Regions from separate parts of the Homo sapiens genome. Here region 1 is linked to region 2. A link is a loop called in an ENCODE intact Hi-C map of the cell type or tissue named here. Cell type or tissue: heart left ventricle. All regions are shown on one strand. Each heading gives the region's core, and the rest is flanking DNA. Links, peaks and the distances in the headings are about the cores only. Region 1 overlaps NMNAT2 (nicotinamide nucleotide adenylyltransferase 2). Region 2 holds the start of NMNAT2 (nicotinamide nucleotide adenylyltransferase 2).

Region 1 (5,376 bases), core at 162-5,161, 69 kb before region 2:
AGGCCCCACGAAGTACGAGGCATTTAAAACCATACCTCATTTAAACGCTATTTTACAAATGTGAGACCAGAAGCTGAGAAAGGTAGAGCATCTTTTCCACTACCACATAGTTAGTGATGATGTAGCTTAGATTGAGCACAAACCAGTCTCCCCGGCAGGGCTTCCTCCCCATCCGGGGGCCAATTCCCCAGCTGCTCTGTGTCTGTCCTTCACTAGTTCAGAGCCACAGCGGGGAGAAGGATTGTAAAAAGTTGTCATCTCCAATCCCAACTGCTCTTCCAAGGACCCCATCTCCTCATTCCACCTGTTGTAAATCTCCCTCTGGACATCATATTGTAAACTAAAATGACACCGCTAATATACAATCTTCTCTTCTCCTCCCCCACCCCACCTTGTCTCCCCCTAGCTGACTTGCTTCTACTAACATCACCTACTTCTTCAAGTTATTAAGCCTTGAAGTCATCTTTGACTCTTTTCATCCACTACCTTCTCCCCCACTGTGGTTGAATATTTGACCCCTCCAAAATTATGTTGAAATTCAATCCCCATGGTAAATTATATATGTATATTTTACCTCAGTAAAAATAAGAAATTATTACCCAAAAAAAGGAAACTTAATCCCTAATGTGGCAGTATTGAGAGGTGAAGCCTTTAAGAGGTGCTTAGGTCATGAGGGCTCTGCTCTCATGAATGGATTAATCCATTCCTGGATTAGGGGATTAGTGAATTGGTGAATTAATGGGTTATGATGGGAGTAGAACTGGTGGCTTTATAAGAAGGGGAAGAGAGACCTGAGAGACCTCATTGGCCCTCCCACCATGTAATACCCTGTGCTATCTTGGGACTCTTCACAGAGGCCCCCCAGCAGGAAGGCCCTTGTCAGATGCGGCCCCTCGACCTGGGACTTCTCAGCTTTCATAACTACAAGAAATAATATCCTTTTCTTTTTTTTTTTTTTTTGAGACGGAGTCTCACACTGTTGCCCAGGCTGGAGCGCAGTGGCGCGATCTCGGCTCACTGCAAGCTCCGCCTCCCGGGTTCACGCCATTCTCCTGCCTCAGCCTCCCGAGTAGCTGGGACTACAGGCACCCGCCACCATGCCCGGCTAATTTTTTGTATTTTTAGTAGAGACAGGGTCTCACCGTGTTCGCCAGGATGGTCTCGATCTCCTGACCTCGTGATCTGCCTGCCTCGGCCTCCCAAAGTGCTGGGATTACAGTCGTGAGCCATTGAGCCAGGCTAACATCCTTTTCTTTATAAATTACCCAGTTTCAGGTACTGTGTTATAAGCAGCAGGAAATGAACGAATATATCCCCCCACATCTAATAATTTGTCACCCCTCACATCTGTCCCCTGATTCCCAGCTCCAATTCTACTGCTGCTGGGTTCTCCTCGCCTTTCAGCTGGACTGTTTATTAGTAGTCCATCTCTGTGATGGCCTCCAGGGTTCTTTCTCTCAGTTCCATCATTCCCACTGCTACCAGACTGAGCACCCCTGATCTCACCTTCAGGGTCAACACAAATCAGTCCAAACTCCGAATTTACCTTTACTTGCCTTTCCTCCACCCTTCCAGCCTCTTGCTCTTCGATTTCCCAGCCATAACCAACATGTTGTCATCCCCAGTGACCCACAACCTCCGTATCTCTGCTCTTACTGCCCTCTGCCTTGTTAATTAACATTTATAAATGGCCACTGGTTGGGACTGAGCTTCTGCACGAGGCACAACAGACCATACCAAAATGGAGCCCCTCGTGCTGAAGTTCCACATCACCAAGACAAAACTAAGCTGTTGATCTGACCTTCCAAGAAATCAGGAGACAGAGATAATTGCCGAGTCCCCAAACAGGGCGGTTTTAGCAGGCATGATAAGGAAGTCTCCTCTGCTTTAACCTTTACAGGGAAGTAACTTTGAAACGACCAACCTTCTTTTTGTTTTCTGTTTCTGCTGTCCTCAGCCCTTTTTTGTCTGTGAAACCAATTTCCTCTGCTCAGCTCATCGGAACACTCATTCTGTTTCACAGAACGAGGTGTTGCCTGATTCTAGAATCACAAATAAATGCCAATTGAGATCTTTAAATTAAATTTGTGTAATTTTGACTTTTGACAGCCTGAACAGCCCTACACCCCATTTTTACCCCATTATAGTCATTTCTCACCCCTTTTCTTTCTATGACAAAGCAAAAAAAAGAGCAAACACATAGAAACCCACCCTACTCTTCAAGACCCACTCAGATTCCACCTCCTCCATGAAGCCTTCCTTGACCTTCTGGGTGGGAACTCACTTTTCCTCCCTATAAACAGCTATTGCATTTCCTTTGTATCTTCTCTGACACTTAGTCACTTTCTTCTGTGAGTATTCCATCACTACTATAGAGAACAAACTCCTGGCTCATAATCTGTGAAAGGGGATAATGATAGTACCTCCCAGCTGGGCACTGCGGTTCACGCCTGTAATCCCAGCATTTTGGAGGCCGAGGCTAGAGGATTGCTTGAGGCCAGGAGTTTGAGACCAGCCTGGGCAATATAGTGAGATGCCATCTCTACAAAAAAAATAGAAACATTAGCTGGGCATGGTGGTGCATGCCTGTAGTCCCAGCTACTCAAGAGGGTGAGAGAGGAGAATCACTTGAGCCCAGGAGGTCGTGGCTGCAGTAAGTCATGATCGTACCACCGCACTCCAGTCTGGGTGACAGAGCAAGACCCTATCTCTCTAAAAATGATGATGATAATAATAATAATAGTACCTCCCTCATGGGACTGTTGAGAGGATTAAGTTAGATTAAGTACATTATTATATGGAAAAAGCTTGGGAAAGTGCCGGACACACAGTAAGCACTCTAAAAGTGTTTGCTGTTATTAGTACAATACTACCCTTGTGTTTTTAAAGCCCTCAGCACTGGACATAGGAATTATTTAAAAACACCTCTGAGTCTATAAGTGACTGCAGGAGCACTGTTTTTTTGAAATGCAGTAACAGCTGTGCAGCATATAGCAGGGGCTCCCATTCAGTCCCAGATCTTTGAATGGAAACTGTTTTTTCTTGAGTGCTACCACTCTCCTGGTGTTAGATGGCCCCTAGTCATCACACTTTTAGACCAGTTGACTTCAGCCCTTTTTATTCATGCCAACACTCTGAGTGAGCACATGTCCTCCTTAGAAACTCAGTTCCCTTCAATGACTACTTGCGCTGGGAGGGTTGAACAAATGGGGACATGTCCACTAAAAGGTAACCCCAAGGAGATTCCTGATATACCTCCCCCATTCCCATACCACTCCCCCAACCCCTCCCATTCATTTAGAAAGATCTGTCTTTGACTGCCTTCCTTTAAAAGACAGGACCTATATATAAAATGCCCTGCTCTTTTATTTTCTCAACATGGGTGATACGTTGAGATATGTGATACTCTCCTTTTCAATTTGACATGAATTTTAGTTAAAACAGTCAACCCAGCAAAGGCATCTTTTAGAGGTTTTTTTTTTCTGGTCCCTTGAATAAGCAACATGGCTTGTTTGCTCTTAAGCTGTGCGTGCGTGCACGTGTCCACAAGCATGAGTATGTAAGTGCACACACAGACCATACTGGGAATAGAAGTAATTTATTCTGGGAATGCTGAGTGAGTTGCTATTAAATCATTTCTATCTCCCTCACCATCAAAACCCATCCATTGAGCTCCCCTGTATATAAGGAACTGCACCAAGCAAAATCTAATCCAATATTAGATTCACCAAAATATTTATGTTCTTTGTTCCTAAGACCCTTTTCTCAGTCAAAAAATCAGAGAAGGAGATTGGGGGTGTGGGGGAATGATGGAGAAAATGTAAACATTTTTGCATAATACATCAGACCAGCCTTGCAGCCCAGTGTTTGGAGATTTGCTGGAACAAAAGTTCTTTCCTGATACTTGCACAATAAGGGGCATTTCAAGTAGGATCCCTTTGCTTTAATGAAACAAAAACAAAAACTTCTTTCCTTCACTCCATCCTGCCACACATTCCAGATGGAAGGAAGGTATTCTGCTTTCGGAGATCTTGTGTTTTGGCGAGATCTGAGTTCCCTATTTCAGTCTTGATGCTTTCATTAGCCAGTGAACATAACTTCCCTGAAATGACATCCCCACCAGAAGATCAGAATACAAATCCTTGGAAGTCAAGGTAGTGTCTCCTCACATTGCTTAGGAGAGATATGGCACCAGGTTAAGTCTTTGTCAGGAGAAAAGGACACCAAAGTGAACACAGCATGGACTCGGTGCACCAGGTTGACCCAGGCATGTCCACTGCAGAGTGTTACCTGCAAAACTCTGGCCCAGGTGGCTTCTGATCCCAAAGCACCCAGCTCACCTGCTCTCTGATCTACACTGTCCTAGGCACTGGTTTCTGGTATTCAGAAATAGCCCTGGTGAAACCTGTCATATGGATTATGTTTCTCCCAAAGGACAGAGCTCTGCTGGTTTGAGATCCTGAATCATCAATTTAATAACACCATTCTGCATGATGGAATGGAAAGCAGGCTTGGAAATATTTGTTGCCAAGTTTAGCTGCCTCCGCTCTTTCAGGCAGCCTGGGAAGAGCTGTCCACATTCACAGCCAACATCTCAAAGCCTTTGCCTGCTCACAAAAGGACCAGTCATCCTTAAATGGTCATAGACAGAAGAGGCAGGACAACTCACAGGCAGCTCGATGCTGAAGGCAAAGGAAGAGGGAGAAATGAAAAGACTTTAAAAGCGTTCTCTTTCCAGCCCCCGCTGAGAATTTTAAATGCCTTTGCCTCTGGCATATTTGAAGTCTGCATTTTACAGTCTGTTTAACTTACCCAGCAAGCCTTTGGGGCAGGCAAGAGCTGCGTCTTTGCATGTTTGTGTCTAGTGCTGAGTGTGCTGTTGGCACTCAGAGCAGCAGAAAATAATATGGCTAAAATCCACGGCAGCAGTGGGTGGCCTGGGCCCAGAAGGTAAAAGCCAAAGGAGAGATTTCCTATCTGCGTGGTGTAAGGAGGGCAGGAGATTTCCAGAGCTCTGAACCAATGCTGGGGAAGGAAGGGAACATCAAATATTGATTTTCTCCTGGAAATGGATCTTGGCCTTGCAGACTGGGAGTCTGGGAGGGGGAAGTAGGAAGCCCACCCCTCTGAGAAGGAAAGCTCAGGAGCCATCCCGATGTTGACTTTGCTAGAAGATGCATCTCTCAGGCCGAAATCAGGATTCCCTTGCTTGGACTGGCAGAATATAGTCTGAGGCTCCAGAGTTAGGCTCTGTCCTGGACTTGCTGTGTAACCTTGCCCTACCAGGCCACTATCCCACACATTCATACATTGAAACCCTGCTGTGCACCAGACATTGTGCAAACACTGAGCATATGAAGATATACAAGATACACA
Region 2 (5,376 bases), core at 251-5,250:
ACTACAGGCGCCCGCAACCACGCCCAGCTAATTTTTTTGTGTTTTTAGTAGAGATGGGGTTTCACCGTGTTCGCCAGGATGGTCTCGATCTCCTGACCTCGTGATCCGCCCGCCTCGGCCTCCCAAAGTGCTGGGATTACAGGCATGAGCCACCGCGCCCGGCCTAGAAATATTAATTTTCAAAAACAGCGGCTGCCATAAGTTTCCAATTCCAATTGTTCTCACTGAAGCTTATTTCAGAAAGCTCTCCCTGATATTAACCACCCGACCTGAATGAATGACTCCTTGCAACCTGGTTATTCCTCTCTGTCAGGCATTAGACCTCTGACTGGCTTAAAAGGAGGAAAGATGCTAGACTTTGGTAATTTTTGGAGACAATATCAGAGCGCAGTGAAAAGATAATAGTTTTTGGAGTCATGGATTTAAACTGCAGCTAGCAGAAACAGGAGTTTGAGGCTGCAGGAAGCCATGACCCTGCTGCTGCTCTACAGCCTGGGCAACAGAGCAAGACCCTATATCTACAAATTAAAATAGAAAAAAATACAAAAAATAGCTAGAAATATTTCTGCTGTGATGAAATTCCCCAATTCCTCTGTTTTTGTTTATATAGCCAAAATAATCTGAGCTGTCCTTTCTTACTTTTCTATTTAAACTTGCTCTCTGACTTCCCAGTGGTAGATTTATTGACAAATATAGCTATAAATGTAAAGAAAGCTACATTAAATTATAATCTCTACATAGTTAAAAACTAAGCAGTTACATTTTTTAAAACTTCCAATTCCACATTATCTTCTTATGTAATGAGGCAGACCCATGAGATATGACATCACTCATTTATGAGTTTACTTTGCCAAAAACTTTTACTCATCCCTGAAAGCATTTTAGTTACAGTTGAGTATACAAGTGTCAAATATCTCTCACAAATACTATTTTTTCCTGTATGTTTCTATAGTTTCAAATAGGAGAAATAATATCAACTTCCCTTTCAGAGTAAAAGAAAAGTTCATTCTAAAAATATTTACAAATATTGAGAATTGTACAAGTGCTACTTTACAAAGATGAAGAGTGAGTTTTGAATGTCACTTCTCTTTTTGTTTACAGTCTCTCTTTTTCCTTTGATAAGAAATTGAATTTCAGGATATAGGAGCTCTATTTAAAATGCCTAATTTCAAAGTCTTGTTTGTGTCTGTTTTTTAAAAAAAAATTATTACAAATTTCAGTCACCTTAAAGAAAGCTTGAAAAAAAATTTTTAAGGCAGAGTCTGGCTGTATTACCTAGAATAGAGTGCAGTGTGCTATCTTGGCATACTGCAACCTCTGCCTCCCAGGCTTCCACCTCAGCCATCCTCCCACCTCAGCCTCCACAGTAGCTGGGACTACAGGCATGCAACACCATACCTGGCTAATTTTTATATTTTTTGTAGAGATGGGGTTTCACCATGTTGCCAAGTCTGGTCTCAAACTCCTGAGCTCATGTGTTAATGTCCATCTTCACCTCCCAAAGTGCTGGGATTGTAGGAGTGAGCCACCACACCTGGCCAAAAGTTTGATAATTTAGTTGTATTAATTATTTCCGTGTTGTCACAGAGAAAATTTTTAAAGCAATTTAAAAGGAGGAAATAGTTCATAAATAACTGGTTTCTTTAGACATGAGACAAAGATCTTAAGGAAAAGCACATATATGAATCTCACTTAGTTGATGGCCAGTTTAATTCTCTTAGTTTATGGTTCATGAAAATAGAGTGTTCATGGAATTATGCAGTCAGAAGATGAGCGGGCACTTCCTCCAGCCTTTGTTGCAGTATGAAGGCCTCTGCAAGAGGAATCAGGAACATGAGGCTCAAGTCTCAGTGCCACCCATTCTCCATGTGTGTTCATAAGTCACTTGGCTTCTGTCAGTTTCTCATTTGTAAAATAAGGGTAATAATGTTTTTCTTATAAGGTTTTTAACAGGAATAAGTAACATAACATAGATGAAATGGCTTTGTTAACCAGAACTGCTCTACAAAAATAAATTATAAAATTTATCCAGAGCTCAAAGATTCCAATAAGACATTCTACCAAAAATAGTTGAATGTGTATTTTGTGTTCTTATTCTTGCCTCATTTTCACCTGTTTATGTGCTAAATTCTTCATTAGGTAATAAACTCCTTAAAGCCATAGTGAGTGAACATATTATATCCTTTTTTTGTATTACTCTCTGAATTATACTTTAATGGACATGCAAAGGACTTTGTTCACATTCTGCCCTGGTCCTCAGTTCTTATACTAAGTAAATAATCGTTACTGCCAAAAGTCTCCTTTCACCTTTCTATATCTAAACCCTTCCACTGCAACTCAGGTCTATTTCCACATAGTCTATCCTTGAAGCTCATGGAGAATTGGCAGGTCAGCATTCGCTTAACAAAAGCCTTTATTACTGTTAACAAAGAATCTTCAGCTACAAGACAGAATCTTTGGTTCTCAATCCAAATCTGTTTCTCTTGTAATCTAAAACAACTGGGATTTCCTAGCTTCAGGAAGAAAGGAGCAGTACCTGCTGGGTCATCAAAGATTCTTAGAGCCACAGAGTTTCATCCCCAGCCCAATGGCTCTTCCCTACTCCTCCTTTCTCTTGGTTCCAAAGGAAAACCCATCATTGCCTGGTCAAGGGAGAGGAGTAAAGCGCATCAACATAAAGTGCTAGAGGACATATGGACAGACAGGAAAAGAAGGAAAGGGATGAAGACACCAGCATCAAAGGAAAGTGAAAGTGGAGTGTTCTTAGGGCACTGATAGTCCTTAGAAGACTGATGACATGCTCTTGTCTACCCTGATGCTGGAACAGAAGTCCTTATTTAACAGGCAAGTTGGCATTGGTTCTTAATAAAAGACTTTTGAAAGCTGAAGGAATGGTGAAGAAGGGATGGCTATCTCTCAGCCTCCCTCCTTCTATCGTGTAGATATGCCTACCCGATTTGCCCTTTGCTCAAAGTAGTTCTATATTCTTTCCATGAGGTTTTTAACAAGCGAGCCCAGTTCAGCGCACCTTTTAAGTTTAAAGATGAATATTTTTAGCCTAAGCCACCTCGCCCTGTCTTTACCGCTGTGGTGTGGTTTTCACTAAACCTCCCTAGGAGGGCTCGCGCAGTCCTCAGGCTCCGGATAAACACGTGTGCCCGCATCCAGCTCCGGCGCGCCCTGCATTTCAGCACCGCCGCCTCTGGAGAGCGCCTTGCTGGCGGGCCAGGTCAGGGCCTCCCACACGCTCTCTCATCCATCCCAGCCCACTCGCTTTTCCCTACTCCTCGCTTCTCTCAGTTTCAAGAAAAAGCACCCCCAACTTCTAACTTCTCAATTCCTGCTTCTAAAGTGACCTCCGCGTCCCTCTTTCCGTGTCTAAACGCTCATGCCCCACGCCTTTGAGTCCTACGAGCAGCTGCGAAGCCGCGTGGCTTCCCACCGGTGGCGCGAGACCTCCAATAGGCATCTATCGATCACCTTTCCCCTACCGCTGCTGGACCCCGAACCAGCCAGCCGGATGCCCCCGCTCGCTCTCTCTGACTCCACGCCCCAAAGCTTCTAAGAAACAAACGCGCGATAAGTCCCCTCCCCCCAACACGCACACGCATATACTCACACACAGTCATTCGCACATTCGTACACACACTAGACGCCTCAAGCCTTCCGAGTGCCATCGCCACCCTGGGCAGAGCCTCAGCCAACTTGGGCCCCGATCCTTCGGCTCCGGCTCGCGCAGGGCCTCCCGCAGCCTCCGCCCGGCCCCCTCCCCGTCCTAGGCAGCGGGTCCCTGAGGCCGAACCTAGGCGGAAAAGGGCCCCCTCCCTATTCACTCAGCATCCACCTCGCGCGGGCAATACACGGCCCACAATTCCCAAACACTGGTCCCTGGGCCGCCCAGAATCACCAGCCAAATCCGAAATTAATCTTGAAGCCCCAGCCCCTGTCACCGGTGTGTCGGGCGCGAGTGTGTTTGCGAATCCCAGGCACATACATGATTTAACTCCTTCGAGCTTTCGGCCCATCCTAAACAAACAGCACGTTATCTCCAGCCCCTTCCTCCCCTACTCGGCGCCCCAACCTCTGCCCCCATCCCGGTCTTCGCCAGCCTGGTAGCCGAACCACCGCACCGCCACACTCCAGTTCTGGTATCTCGAACCCCTGCCCAGCCCCAAATGATACTCATCTCTAGTCCCCTCCCATCCCCCACCTTTGGCCCCCTGCGAGCCGGGTCTGGCCCCGGCAAGTGACGCCTCGGAAACGCAGTCTGCGTACCCTCCCCTGAGTCCAAAATGAAGGGGCCGACCTCCACCAGCTGGATGAGCCGGCCCACCCCTCCGAAGGGGCACACGCCTTCCCGTTCGATCGCCCTGGAAAACACAGGTGCCTGGGAAAGGAGAGGAGCGGAAGCGGCTTCCAGAGGTGGGCGGGAGGACTCACCAAACATCTGAATGTGCCCTTTGGTGATGGGATTGAAGCTGCCGCAGGCGAGCAAGATAACGTGGGTCTTGGTGGTCTCGGTCATGGTGCAGATGGGTCCTTCGCGGTGGTCTAGGGGTTGCCTCTCTTTTTGTGTCTCGTTGTGTCTGCAGAGGGAGAAAGGAAGGCGAGGCTCCGGCGGTGGATGCTGTGGACTCCAAGGAGCCGCTCCAGACGCAAACCGCGTCACTCTCCGCCTCCCCTTAACGCTTGCAGCTCCGGCTAGATCCGAGGCTGCTTTTGTATTGCTCTGCTCTCTTCTCTCCTCGGTCGCTCTCTTTTCGTTCTGGCTTCCTTCGCATCTCTCGCCTGGTGCCCCACCCCATCCTCTCTATCGCCCCCAGCCCACTTCACTCCATCACTGTCTTCCTTAGAGTTTATCCAGAAGGCAAGACGTGGTATCCAAGCTCAGAACCAAGAGCCCACAGCATGGTGTGAGCTCTTTCTGCCTCTTGCCTCATCTTGATTCAGTTTTCCTCCTCATTCTAACATTTTTCTGTCCCCCCTACTTTCTCTAACATCTCCAAGTTAAAAAATGTTTGATCTTAAGGTATTTTTTCTTTCTCTCTTCCTCAAAATTTTAAGTGAGAAATGACCATTGTTTATTTCAGTAGTATTCATTTCTGCTTTTCCTTTTTCCTTTATCTGATGATTCCAAACTATTGAGTTGAGTCCAAATCTTGATCTGCTGGCTGCAGAGAGATAGGGGTGATCTAAGCCCTTCCTCTGCAATACTGATCCTTTTCGTGGGCGAAGCAATGCTATCCGTTTGAGAGAACATGAAGGGGGCAGAGTTACTAAAACTGTATTAGAAAATTATGGGGATCCGCCGGGTGCGGTGGCTCATGCCTGTAATCTCAGCACTTTGGGAGGCCGAGGCGGGCGGATCACGAGGTC

What was found. Hi-C counts contacts between places; a loop is a spot of excess contacts. Peaks named below come from ENCODE experiments on the same cell type or tissue, not always from the same donor. Only the 100,000 strongest peaks of a DNase experiment are listed, where the experiment ranks them.
Region 1: a loop joins it to region 2, with 1.9 times the contacts of the local background. A loop is called at or near these places in 2 of 110 quality-filtered maps.

The regions. Positions count from the first base shown.
Region 1 is chr1:183,344,745-183,350,120 of GRCh38, forward strand. All of the region lies in intron 1 of NMNAT2 (nicotinamide nucleotide adenylyltransferase 2), which reads right to left. Among named protein-coding and RNA genes, the nearest start is that of NMNAT2, 71 kb to the right of the region's middle. In heart left ventricle, for the core only: no CTCF peak of the experiment used is centred there; no DNase peak of the experiment used is centred there; H3K27ac peaks cover 790 bases.
Region 2 is chr1:183,413,743-183,419,118 of GRCh38, forward strand. NMNAT2 (nicotinamide nucleotide adenylyltransferase 2) reads right to left here and starts at 4,638. Exons shown (of 11, transcript NM_015039.4): 1 at 4,441-4,638. The coding sequence starts at 4,525. In heart left ventricle, for the core only: no CTCF peak of the experiment used is centred there; a DNase peak (open chromatin) is centred at 3,189; H3K4me3 peaks cover 1,613 bases; H3K27me3 peaks cover 2,875 bases.